2 separate regions of the Homo sapiens genome follow, and region 1 is linked to region 2. A link is an interaction called in ENCODE POLR2A ChIA-PET data of the cell type or tissue named here. Cell type or tissue: OCI-LY7. All regions are shown on one strand. Each heading gives the region's core, and the rest is flanking DNA. Links, peaks and the distances in the headings are about the cores only.

Region 1 (6,340 bases), core at 881-5,880, 67 kb after region 2:
TCGGCTGACTGCAAGCTCCGCCTCCTGGGTTCACGCCATTCTCCCGCCTCAGCCTCCCGAGTAGCTGGGACTACAGGCGCCCGCCACCACACCTGGCTAATTTTTTTGTATTTTTAGTAGAGATGGGATTTCACCGTGTTCGCCAGGATGGTCTCAATCTCCTGACCTCGTGATCCACCCACTTCAGCCTCCCAAAGTGCTGAGATTACAGGCATGAGCCACCACGCCCGGCCGAAAGGGGGGTCATTTTTAAAATCCCAAATGTGCAGACCACATCCCAGACCAATTACATATAAATCTCTGAGGGGGAGCCCCAGACTTCAGGCTGGAGGGCAGTGGCACTATCATAGTTCACTGCAGCCTTGACTTCCTGGGCTTAAGAGATCCTCCCATCTTAGCCTCCTGAGTAGCTAGGACTACAGGCACAAGCCACCACACCTGGCTAATTTGTTGTTGCTTTTTTTTTTTTTTTTGAGATGGGGTCTCACTATCTTGCCCAGTCTCAGGATTTCTTAAAGCTCCCTAGTGATTCCAACAAGCAGCCAAGTTCCAGAACCATGGAGTAAAACCATTCTAGATCAGGCACAGTGGCTCTTGCCTGTAATTCCAGCACTCTGGGAGGCCAAGGTGGGCAGATCAGGAGGTCAGGAGATCAAGACCAGCCTAGCCAACATGCTGAAACCCCCTTCTCTACTAAAAACACAAAAATTAGCCGGGTGTGGTGGCGTGTGCTTGTAGTCCTAGCTACTTGGGAGGCTGAGGCAGGAGAATCGCTTGAACCCGGGAGGCAGAGGTTGCAGTGAGCCAAGATCACTCCACTGCACTCCAGCCTGGGCAACAGAGTGAGACTCCGTCTCAAACAAACAAAAAAACAAACAAACAAAAAATTTCTAAACCAGATGAAGCCAAAAAGGGGTGGGACAGTTGCGGTTGTGGTGATGAATGCCCAACATTTATGTGGACAAAGCTGTGTGATCTTGGACAAATCACTTAATGTCTTGGGGTCTCTGTTTCCTCATCTGTAAAGTGAAGATGATTCTATAACCTTCCTCATAGGGTTATTATAGGGTTGAATGGGACAATGCTTGTAAGTCCTTGGCACAGTGCCTGGCACACAGAAAACACCCAGGAACTTTAGGTTTTGCCTATTATTTTAGAGTTTACAGTGATGTTTTCTATGCAGTATCTCGAAATTATACCTTACCTCCTCAATTATAGGGGTGCACATTTTTGCATTTTAACATCTTTAAAAGTGTAATGCATAGACAGTGTCTTATATTCAGCGACATGACCCTCACCTGCGCTAAGCACTGTTCTAAGGGTTTTATGTTAATTACCTCCTTTAACTCTCACAATATCCCTAGAGAAGAGGATGATTATATCCATCCCCATTTAAGAGACTGGTAAACTGAGGCCCAGAGTGAAGTGCCTTGTCTGTGTTCCCATAGTCAGTGGCAGAACAGGGATTAACCTTGGGTCGGGCTCTAGAGTCTGTGCTCCTGACCACTCTGCTATATAGCAGCTCATGGAAACTGAAAGGCAGGTGAGGTGAGCAGAGTCATCCAGCTGGGATTTGAATCCATGACACCAAAACCACCATGCTTGTTCCCTGTCCTGCTTCTGACTGGAGGCCGATTCCCAGCTGCAGCTGGGGGAGAAGTCCACATGTGGCTGTCAGTGTGTCTGCACAGAGGGGGAGCTGAGACCTAGGGTGAGAAAGAGGGTGATTTGTCCATATTCACACAGTGGCAAAGCTGGGGTTAGGATCTGGGTGTAGATGCCAGAGCCTGTCTCTCTTTCCCTACCCACCCCCAGGGCCTAGCCCCTCTGCTCTGCTCCCCACCCTCCTAGCAAGGCAGGAAAGAATCTGAGAAGGCTGGGCACAGTGGCTTACAACTATAATCCCAGCACTTTGAGAGACCAAGATGGGAGGATTGCTTGATTTACCTACCCTGCCTGGTCTGCCTGGCTGGTGCCCCCTTTCCTTCTCTCCCCTCTTCCTGTGCTAGCCGCGTCTCCTCTCTCGCCGACCTCCATAGGCAACCACTAGGGTATATTCTCTGGCCCATCTGACATGATATTAGCCAGTGTCAACGGCAGGGATGAATTCTTTCCTACCATCCCAAGGCACATCGGGCCCCCCGCCTCACACGTGTTCTGCTCACCATGCATCCGCCTGTACGATGGATCCTGGGCCCTCGCCCTCACCATCCCAGCACAAGAGGGAGTCTCATCATAGTGGCTCCTATCCCTTCAGTGTGTACTCTGCCCCACCCGGCATTCTGCTAATTGTTGCATGTGCACGCCTCAGTTTCCCCACAGCTGCCCCATGAGCCCGGTGGAATGATTACCCCCACTTTGAAGGTAACAAGCCTGAGGGACTCAGGCTGAGCAGCTTGCTGAGATGGAACATGAACCCAGGTCCGTGTGACTTCCACACCCGTCTTCCAGGAAATATTTGTGGAATCCATCATTTTATTACATTACAATATTAATCCATACAATAATGGGTTCAACAAATATTTCCTGGGTTCCTCTCGTGGGCTGGCTGAGCTGGGCATAGCATGGTGAGCAGAGCAGGGTGAGTCTCAGCCTTCAGGGAACTTAGAACCAACTGGGCCAATGGACTCGATTTGAAGACTCACACCCGGATGCGGTGCAGCTTCAGATGCAGAGGGCCGTGGAAGAGGCCAGCGGGAGGCTGGAGCCAGCAGGAACCGTGGAGCCTGTTTCAGCAGAGTGGCAGGAAGTGAGGAAGGGAGGCCTGGAGAAGGAGCCAGCCTACCTTCAGGAGTCAAGGGGGCAGGACTTTGCTGGTATGGGGAGGGCCTCGAGCAAGCGTCCAGCCACGCCCCCTCCTCCCCTACTGGGAGAGCCACAGGATGCCCCAAGAGCAAGAGAGCAGGCAGAGCCCTGACAGGATCCAAGTCGAGTCATTAAGAGACTCTCCGCCTGGGTGGATCCACTGTCAGTCTCAGCACCCACCAGCTCCCATCCTCCTCTGGCAAAGGAGAGGTCATCCCCCAGGTCCATGGCTGACGGGGCAGAGGACCGTATTTGTCATCCAGCTCCAGCTCAGATTCTTAGGAAATAACAAAGTAACAAGAGATCAGAGAGGTCTAACTCAGTCAGAGGCGCTGGCAGATTTTAATCAAAAACAGCACAGAAGTTAAAACCTTAACCCAAACCATCCCTGCCAGATAAATTCAGTCTCTCCTGGAAGTTCTTTATAAAGGGTTCTCCATGCACTGCACAGTACACAGTCATCAGTTTCTGTGCTTAAATAATACTCATGGGCTGTGAATCCTTCTTCACCCTAAGCCTAAATCTTCTTTACTGGAATCTAACATGAATACCAGCTTCTCACTATATTTCTATTTGTGAGATAATATATATTTGAAGATGGTAAATTGTTTTCCAATACAAACTTAAAAATTACACCAGTCGCAGTGACTCACATCTGTAATCCCAGCACTTTGGGAGGCTGAGGCAGGAGGATGGCTTGAGGCCAGGAGTTTGAGACCAGCCTGGGCAACATGGCAAAACCCCTTCTCTACTAAAAGTTTTAAAAATTAAAAAATCCGGGCATGGTGGCACACACCTGTAGTCCCATCTACTCAAGAGACTGAGGTGGGAGGATCGCTTGAGCCCAAGAGGTCAAGGCTGCAGTGAGCTATGATCGGGCCATTACACTCCAGCCTGGGAAACAGAATGAGACCCTGTCTCAAACAAACAAACAAACAAACAAACAACTTAAAAATTTTGTGGCTCACACCTACAATCCAGCACTTTGGGGGGCCAAGGCAGGTGGATCATTTGAGGTCAGGAGTTCCAGACCAGCCTGGCCAACATGGTAAAACCCTGTCTCTACTAAAAATACAAAAAAAATTACCTGGGCATGGTGGTGTGCGCCTGTAATCACAGCTAATGGGTAGACTGAGGCAGGAGAATCGCTTGAACCCAGGAGGCCGAGGTTACAGTGAGCTGAGATCACACTACTCCACTCCAGCCGGGGTGACAGAGTGAGACTCTTGTCTCAAAAAAAAAAAAAAAAAAGTAAAAATTAAAGATGACCCTAGAGCTTTGATGTAAAATGGCAGGGTTATCTTAAGCCACTTTGCTCCTTTGGTTCTGTTGGCACTGAGACAGCCAGTGAGGAGGAGCAGGGGCACAGGAAGGAGGGTGCAACTGCAGCACAGCCAAGGAGACAGGGACCAGGTCCCACCCCAGCCTTAAGCAGGGCAAAGACAGGAGCCCAGATGCCCAGGGACCCCTGTGAACCACCCGTCAGCACATCCCAGAAAGGTCCTGAGGACTCCAGAGTCACTCCAGTCCTTCTCACCTACCTTGTCACAAGAACCATCACACACACACACACATACATACTGACTGGCATGAACATTTTGGGGTGTCAGATGTAACAGTGCCAACTGAGGGTAGGCTTGACAGATCTAAATGCTTGTCCCAACTTTGCCCTTTCTAGCTGTGTGACCTTGGACAGGTACCTAACCTCTCTGATGGTTGGTATCCTCTCTGGGAGAATGGGGTGAAGACTCACACAAGACAACCCTCATGGGGTAGTTCTGAGGACCGATGGAGTCATGGAGCCAAAGTGGCTTGTGAACTGGACTAACACGACGTATTAGATTCATGGTTGCCTTAGGTCTGACCCTGAGCAGGAGTCCAAGAGGGACAGGCAGGAGAGGAGAAAGAAGTGAAAGGTGTGGCAGCCCTGGAAATGTCCCTAAGCCCCAAAGCTAGGCACCTTGCTGCTGTTGGGGTCTCTGCCAGGGTCTGAGGTGAACATACATGGTGAAAACAGTCGGGGGTTATCTGGGTCAGGTCCTGGACCTGACACTTTTCATGGGATCATCTCAAAAGAGCACGAGGGCTGGACATGGTGACTCATGTCTGTAATCCCAGCACTTCGGGAGGCCAAGCAGCAGGAGCCTCACTTGGGGTCAGGAGTTCAAGACCAGCCTGGCCAACATGGTGAAACCCCATCTCTACTAAAAATACAAAATTTAGCCGGGCATGGTGGCATGTCCCTGTAGTCTCAGCTACTCAGGAGCCTGAGGCAGGAGAATCGCTTAAACTTGGGAGGTGGAGGTTGCAGTGAGCCAAGATCATCCCATGCACTCCAGCCTGGAGCAACAGAGGGAGACTACGTCTCAAAACAAAACAAAACAAAACAAAAAAAAGCACCAGGAGGCAAGCATTTTGGTTTTCCCATTCTACAGAAGAGGAAACTGGGGCTTGGGGAGGTTCAGTTTTTAGGCTGGGCTGGCATTCCCCTGGGTGCTAATGGCTATGCTGTATGGCTGTGTAGGGGGTACATGGATTCTGCAGGACAGGAAAGCGTTAGAAGCTTCCCCCACGGGGCCAAATTCTCCATTAGACACAGGAGGCACACTGACGCTTTTGGGGCCCCGTGAAAATGTTGGTGGTGGTGGTTTTTTTTTGAGACAGGATCTCATTTTGTCACCCAGGCTGGAGTGGAGCAGTGCAATTGCAGCTCGGTGCACCCTCCAACACCCTGGGCTCCGGTGATCCTCCCACCTCAGGCTCCTGAGTCTGGGACTACAGGAGTGTGCCACCACACCTGGCTAAGTTTTGCATTTTCTTATAGAGATGGGGTTTTGCCATGTTGCCCAGGCTGGTCTTGAATTCCTGGGCTCAAGCAATCCACCCGCCTCGGCCTCCCAAAGTGCTGGAATTACAGGCCTGGCTGAAAATGTTTTAATTTTATTTTATAATCAGAAGAAATGTTGAACAAAATAATAATCAATAGATAATCATGAATCCAGCTTGGGTTATATTCATCTTTATACCAACACAGTTGTATAATATACTTTGTAATATTTTTCTGTGGAGGAAGGGACCCATGAACGCAAAAGGCAGATGTGGCCCTGGTGCCCCAGGGCTCTGTCTCGACATGGGAGAGAAAAGTCAGGAGCTCCTTCTCCCTCTCCCCACCTCACTGCTTCCTCCCAGCCCCTGGTCTGGCTCAGCAATGCCAGGCCAGACCAAGTCCGGCCGACTGAGCCAAAGCCAAAGCCCCAAGGGCAGCCCAGGTCACCCCGGCTTAGCCTGTGGAGCCCCCACCCCACACCCTGTCCCAGGTTCTTCTCCCAGAGCCCCCTGCCATCCCAGCATCCTTGCAGCCCAGAGCTGAGGAAGGGAGTGTTCCGATTCCTGGCAATGCCCAGCTTCCTGTTTTTCTCCAAGTGGATGAGGTCAGGCTGCTGGAAAGGGACATGGGGGCCATTTGTGGGCCAATAGATCCCAGCCGTGTGGATGGACTCAGTGGCTGGGGGAGGAGTGGGGGAGCTGCACTGGG
Region 2 (6,340 bases), core at 452-5,451:
AGCTTCCTCTTTCCCATTACACCCTCCCTGGGCCTAGAGGGAGTGGACAACCACTCATTGTCCTGTTTCCGCCCCAGGAGCCACTCCAGGCCAGCCCAGGCCCCCAGCACTCAGCGCCCCCTCTGCCCACCCTGTCTGTGCAAGCGCGCCCCTCCCCCACAGGCTCAGCCGTGATTCTCTCTGTGCAGTTCATGCTGTGGCTGGGTCTGGCCGTGATCTTCCTCTGTGCAGCCCACACCATGGCTATGTCTGGGCCTCGGATGCGGCTCACTGGTCATTAGAGCACTGAGTGGGGCAGCCAGCAGTGTTTCTAGAAGCATAAAAATACCCTCAACCTGAGGCCCCTCCACCCCACCCGCCCCAACTCAGGCAGCACTTCCGCAGCCCTGACAGGAAATGGGCTGGAGTCTCAGCCTCCCGCCATCTCGGCAACTTCTTGTTTCCCTGTTGCCCTGTGCCAGCACTGGGGTAGTGCCCCTGGGCTCTACCCCCAAAACCTTCCCAGGGCTCTGTCCCGGCAGTTCAGAGGGGCCAGGATGGTGGACATAATCGCCAAAGTGACCAGGAGGCAGAGTCGAGCCTTGCCGGCACAGGTAGGGGATGCTGGGGTCAAGGGGTGCCCGGTGGGCCTCTACCACAAGCCCTGTTAGGAGCTGGGTGAGCTGGGGCTTAGAGCAGGGAGCCTCTTGGAAGTTGGGGCTCATACTTCCTTTTCTCTTTCCTTCTCGGAGGCCCTGCCCATCCAAGAGGTGGTCAGCTTGGGGCAAGAGTGGCAGGGCTGCCACCTGCTTGTGGACAGGGGAGGGAACTGGAGATAAGGGGTGAACCACTGTAAGGCAGTACCAGGGGGCTGGGCAGCCTGGAGCCTGAGAGCCAGGTCCCTCTTGGCTCCTCCTCTGGCCTGAGGTCGGAAGGCCACTTCTTGTCTCTAGGATGCGACCCAAGAGCCATTGATCCCGTAGTCAGGCCCCTGCTTATGAGCTGCATCTGGGTCTTGTCTGGGCCTCCATGAACAGGAGCAAGGAGGAGGGTAGGGGTGGCAGGCGCCTGTAACTCCTTGAAGGCCAGAGGATGTGGAGGGCGTGACTGCACCTGGCCCCAGGAGCTGGTTAGAACCCAGCTGAGGCTCTGCCAGGAGAGGAGAGCATCTCTATCTCAGCACTGTGCAGGGTCTGCCGAGAGTTCCAGAGTTTGAAGGGGCCTGAAGGACACTGCAGTTCAACACCCACCACAGGGCTATGGCTTCCCTAACAGGGAGTAGACTCTGCTCAGTCACCTCCAGTGAGGGCCCCTCACTACCTCCAGAAGCAGCCTGTGTCTCTGGCAGCCCTAGTCCTCAGAATGCTTCCTTCAGAGGAATGCTGCTGTGCCCCTGCAGCATGATACCCCATCTTCTCTTCCTTGTGACAGCCCTGTCATGCTGGGGACCTAAACTTCTACCTCCGAAATCTCCTCTGTACCTGCTGGGGACATTCCTTCGTGTGAGGACCCCATCAGCCTCACTGGCCTGGGACTCCTCGTGGACCCAGAGCCATGGCCCACAGCCTGCCAAGTAGAAATTCCTGCTCCAAAGAGCCTGTTCCTTATCAGCTCATCCACCCCTGGTGGAGCCTTTCAACTCCTGCCCCAGTGCGTTCAGCTGGGAGGATGGGAGGTGTGTCTGGTTCCTCTGCCTTCCTCTCCCCGCTGCTTCCATCCTGCCCTCCCCAGGAATCTCCTGGTTTCTGTGGCTCCGACCCTCCTCCTCAGAAAGCTCAAGCTCATTCCAGGCTCTTCTGTCATGTCAGGCATGTTTGTTGCTGAAACTGGGCATGGGTTAGACTTGTGTACACAAGCAGTTTGTGGCAGACCTGCTATGTGCTTCAGGGCATTGGCCCAGCTGCTGGGGGGCAAATGGAATCAGCTACATTATCCTTAGTCTTGCTCTCAAGAAAATCCTGCCTTTTGGGGCAGAGGAGGTGGGCAGATGGTTGGACAACTGGCTGCCCACCAAGGCAGAACGCCATTGGGCCTCAACAGAGCAGTGAGCAGAGTGCCAGCAGGTTTGACCTCTCCCTGGAGAGGCTTGTCAGCTGAGCACCGTGAGAGAGCAGGATTTGGGTAGGCAGAGAACCAGAGAAGGGAATTCCAGGCTGAGGGAATGGCTGGAGCAAACGCTTCGAGGTGGGAGGATGCCTTTTCTGTTGGGGGCCGGTGAGAGGCCTGTTGTGGTTGGACTACAGGATGCCACATCAGAGCTATGGTGGGGGTAGAGAAAGGACAAGTGGGGTGGAGGGTCCCCTCTCAGCCACACAGCAGCCTGGAGGAAGGGGAGAGGAGAGAAGAACTGATGGGCTGGGATCCCCAGCTCTCCCTGTCCCCCAGGCGCCTGGGGACTGGCACCCTGTCTAAAACTGTAACATCCTCTTCATTGACAGTGTTTTCATTTCTTGCTTAGCAGTGATCAGCACTGACATGCTGTCCATTTACTCATCACCCCCACCATTTACACACAGGTGCACTTGAGTGCCAGCTCTGCCAGGGAAGGATTTGTGTCCCTTTCTTCCCTGCTGTATTCCCCGTGCCTCAAACAGTGCCTGGCACAGAGCAGGTGAATCTTTGTTGGGTAAACAAATGTTCTTCTTTTCCTTCTTCTTTTCATTGTTTTGGTTTGGTTTGCTTTTTTGGCATCAGTTTGGTGAAAAATGAATTTTTTTTTTTTTTTGGCATCTGCCTAAGGCTCAGGGAGAGACCACCCTGAACAGGTGCTTCCTCTTTCGAGGAGTTTACAGCTTAGTGATGGTGTCACAGTCAGCAGAGGAACTTCTGTGAATTTTTAAAAGTTTTGTAGTACAAAATTTTGAGGCTGCAGGAAAGTTCAAAGAAAACAAAACAAAAACAAACCCCTATAATCACAGTGCTCAGAAGGGACCTCTGTTAGCATTTTGGAAAGTTTCCGAAAACACAAAATTGAAATGTGGAAATCTGCTTTCCCCTGAAGTATTGTGTATGCTTAGAAAATAGTAGTAATTGGCCAGGTGCGGTGGCTCACACCTGTAATCCCAGCACTTTGGGAGGCCCTGGTGGGCGGATCACCTGAGGTCAGGAGTTCAAGACCAGCCTGGCCAACAGGGCAAAACCCCATCTCTACTAAAATACAAAAATTAGCCAGGCGTGGTGGTGCGTGCCTGCAATGCCAGCTACTTGGGAGGCTGAGGCATGAGAATCGCTTGAACCCAGGAGGCGGAGGTTGCAGTGAGCCGAGATCACACCATTCCACTCCAGTCTGGACGACAGAGCGAGACTCCATCTCAAAAAAAAAAAAAGAAAAAAAAGAAAAAGAAAAAGAAAAGAAAAGAAAATAGTAGTAATCTCCGTATGCCATGCTGCTGCCTGGGGTTTGAGAATGTAGTCATCTGTCCCTCTGTGGGGCCAAGGGTGCTGGGCTGAATGTGGGGGCACGGGGATGGGGGGAATCTCAGGAAAAGGCTGGAACCTGGCACCTCAGCTGAATCCTGAAGAAGGAATTGGAGTCAGCCAGGCAAAAAAAGGGGTGGAGATGGGCCTGGGCAGGCTGCAGATGAGCCTAGGCCTGGAGGAAACACAGCAGGGACGGTGGGGACCTCTAGCAACTGGTGCTACTGGAGCTTAAAGTTCAAGGCAAGGGGCAAGGAGTGGCAGGAAATAATAGTGGAAGCACAGGCCGGTGAGGGACGGTCTCTTGTGCCTGGTTAAGGGCTTAGACTTTGCCCTGCAGCCAGCAGGGAGCTCTGAGGTGTGAATCAGGAGAGCCTCTGTTCCGGGAGGCTTACGCATGGCTAGGTTTATGTTCTATGTGATTGAACCCCCAGCTGCCCTCACTCTCCTTTGGGGTGGAGTAAAACAATTCACCTCTCTTTGCCCCTCCATTCTCCAGCCCATCTGGCTGTCCTGTCTCCCTCTCTTGTCTGGAATTGGTTCTGACACCTGCAAACTTCACCTTGGAAAGTTCAGTCCCCAAATCCAGACAGGGTGCTGATTCCAATCCCAGAGCTTTCTGGGCTGAGAGTGGGGTGGGGTGGGAGCTCTCAGTGGAGCTGTAAGAATGCAGCTTGAATCCAGGAGGTGGTGGTTGCAGTGAGCCAAGATTGCGCCACTGCACTCCAGCCTGGGTGACAGAGCTAGACCCCATCTCAAAAAAAAGAATGCAGCAGGGCCCTGAATGGGCACCATAAACAGGGGCACGCCCCAGACCACTTCTCAGTTCCTGCCCAACCTCTGACTTGCCTCTGTGAGTGCACAGTTGTGAGAACTGGGTTATCGATGTTTTATTATTATTGATAAATATAATTAATGTAATTGACCCACCCGTCTGGGGCACTAAATACTTTACAAAGTACTTTCAAGAGCATTTCCTCATTCACTCTTCACTACAGTTTCCGGAATGGACAGAGCAGACATTTTACACCCAGGAAACTGAGGCAGAGAGGTAGTGTGACTTCCTGAAGGTCGCCCAAGGGGCTAAAGCTCAAGAAGAGGCCACTTCTAACAGGCACTTCCCCTTTCAAGGAGTTTACGGCTTAGTGATGGTGTCACAGTGAGCAGAAGAACTTACGTGATTTTTAAAATGCTTTGTTGTACAAAATTTTGAGGCTGCAGAAAAGTTTAAAGAAAATAAAGCGAAAACAAATAAACCCCTATAATCGCACTGCCCAGAGGGGACCTCTGTTACCATTTTGGAAGGTTTCTGAAAACACAAAATTCCTCCTTTCTCCTCCCGCAGGTGGACGACCCACCGGAGCCCGTGTACGCGAACATAGAGAGGCAGCCCCGGGCCACTTCACCGGGCGCCGCTGCAGCCCCCCTTCCCAGCCCGGTGTGGGAGACGCACACGGACGCGGGCACCGGGCGCCCCTACTACTACAACCCAGACACGGGAGTTACCACCTGGGAGTCGCCCTTTGAGGCTGCCGAGGGTGCCGCCAGCCCAGCCACCTCCCCTGCCTCGGTGGACAGCCACGTGAGCCTTGAGACCGAGTGGGGCCAGTACTGGGATGAGGAGAGCCGCAGGGTGTTCTTCTACAACCCGCTGACGGGCGAGACGGCCTGGGAGGACGAGGCCGAGAACGAGCCCGAGGAGGAGTTGGAGATGCAGCCGGGCCTGAGCCCTGGCAGCCCAGGGGACCCGCGGGTGAGGGGCAGGGCCAGAGTGGGCGGTTCTACCTCTGAGCGCCTCTGATCCCGCCTCCTGCTCCCAGAGGCCCAGGGACACACGGGTGAGGGGGTGGTGATGGGTGGGCGGGGCTACCTCTGAGAGCCTTTGACCCCTTCTCCTGCTCCCACAGACCCAGGGACCCCAGGGTGAAGGGCGGGGCTGGAGTGGGCGGGGCTACCTCTGAGCGCCTTTGACCCCACCTCCTGCTCCCACAGACCTAAGGACCAGAGGGTGAGGGGTGGGGCAGGATGGGTGGGGCTACCTCTAAGCGCTTCTGACCCCGCCTCCTGTTTCTGCAGACCCAGGGACCAGAAGGTGAGGGGCAGGGCTGGAGTGGGCGGGGCTACCTCTGACGCCTTCTGCTCCCACAGCCCCAGGGACCAGAGGGTGAGGTGCGGAGCTACCTCTGAGCGCTTCTGACCCCGCCTCCTGCTCCCACAGCCTCAGGGACCAGAAGGCAAGGGGGTGGGCCTGGTCCAAAACGGCAGGGCCAGCAGGCAGTACTGGCACTCAGAGCCTCTGACTCCACCTTCTGTTCCCCGCAGCCCCCCACTCCCGAGACGGACTACCCCGAGTCGCTGACCAGTTACCCCGAGGAGGACTATTCTCCCGTGGGCTCTTTCGGTGAGCCCGGCCCTACCTCTCCCTTGACCACACCCCCCGGCTGGTCTTGTCATGTCAGCCAGGACAAGCAGATGCTCTACACCAACCACTTCACTCAGGAGCAGGTAGGGGCAGGGGGCAGATGGACCCGGACAGCCTCAGAGTCCTCCCCACAACCTTCCTCACTAATAGGTCGCCTCAGTGCTCTAAACCGCAGCTCCCACACAGAGCCTAAACCAGCCAAACACAGTCACCTGCACCTGCCCCTCCAGACTCCCTGGTGCTGTCTTGGAACCTGGTTAGAGGGAAACTTTTCCTCCCCTCTCATAAGCTGGGCTGGAGGCCCTGACCATTCCTCTCCCCACAGTGGGTGAGGCTGGAGGACCCCCACGGGAAGCCATACTTCTACAATCCAGAGGACTCCTCTGTTCGATGGGAGCTGCCCCAGGTAACAACCTGGGGAAAGGGGGGTGTTGGGGAGAGAGGAAGAGATCATATACGACTGTGTCTTTCTCCCCAGGTCCCTGTCCCTGCCCCTCGAAGCATCCATAAATCCAGCCAGGA

What was found. ChIA-PET counts read pairs that join two places held together with the same protein. Peaks named below come from ENCODE experiments on the same cell type or tissue, not always from the same donor. Only the 100,000 strongest peaks of a DNase experiment are listed, where the experiment ranks them.
Region 1: POLR2A ChIA-PET joins it to region 2 with 5 read pairs; 2 of 35 experiments call an interaction of 5 or more read pairs at or near these places.

The regions. Positions count from the first base shown.
Region 1 is chr17:45,338,391-45,344,730 of GRCh38, reverse strand. No RefSeq gene overlaps it. Among named protein-coding and RNA genes, the nearest start is that of MAP3K14, 25 kb to the right of the region's middle. In OCI-LY7, for the core only: no CTCF peak of the experiment used is centred there; no DNase peak of the experiment used is centred there.
Region 2 is chr17:45,404,485-45,410,824 of GRCh38, reverse strand. ARHGAP27 (Rho GTPase activating protein 27) reads left to right here. Exons shown (of 20, transcript NM_001282290.2): 5 at 4,742-5,149; 6 at 5,719-5,901; 7 at 6,144-6,224; 8 at 6,297-6,340. Among named protein-coding and RNA genes, the nearest start is that of ARHGAP27, 25 kb to the left of the region's middle. In OCI-LY7, for the core only: no CTCF peak of the experiment used is centred there; DNase peaks (open chromatin) are centred at 1,094, 2,794, 4,494, 5,404 and 1 weaker place; H3K4me3 peaks cover 2,833 bases; H3K27ac peaks cover 3,858 bases.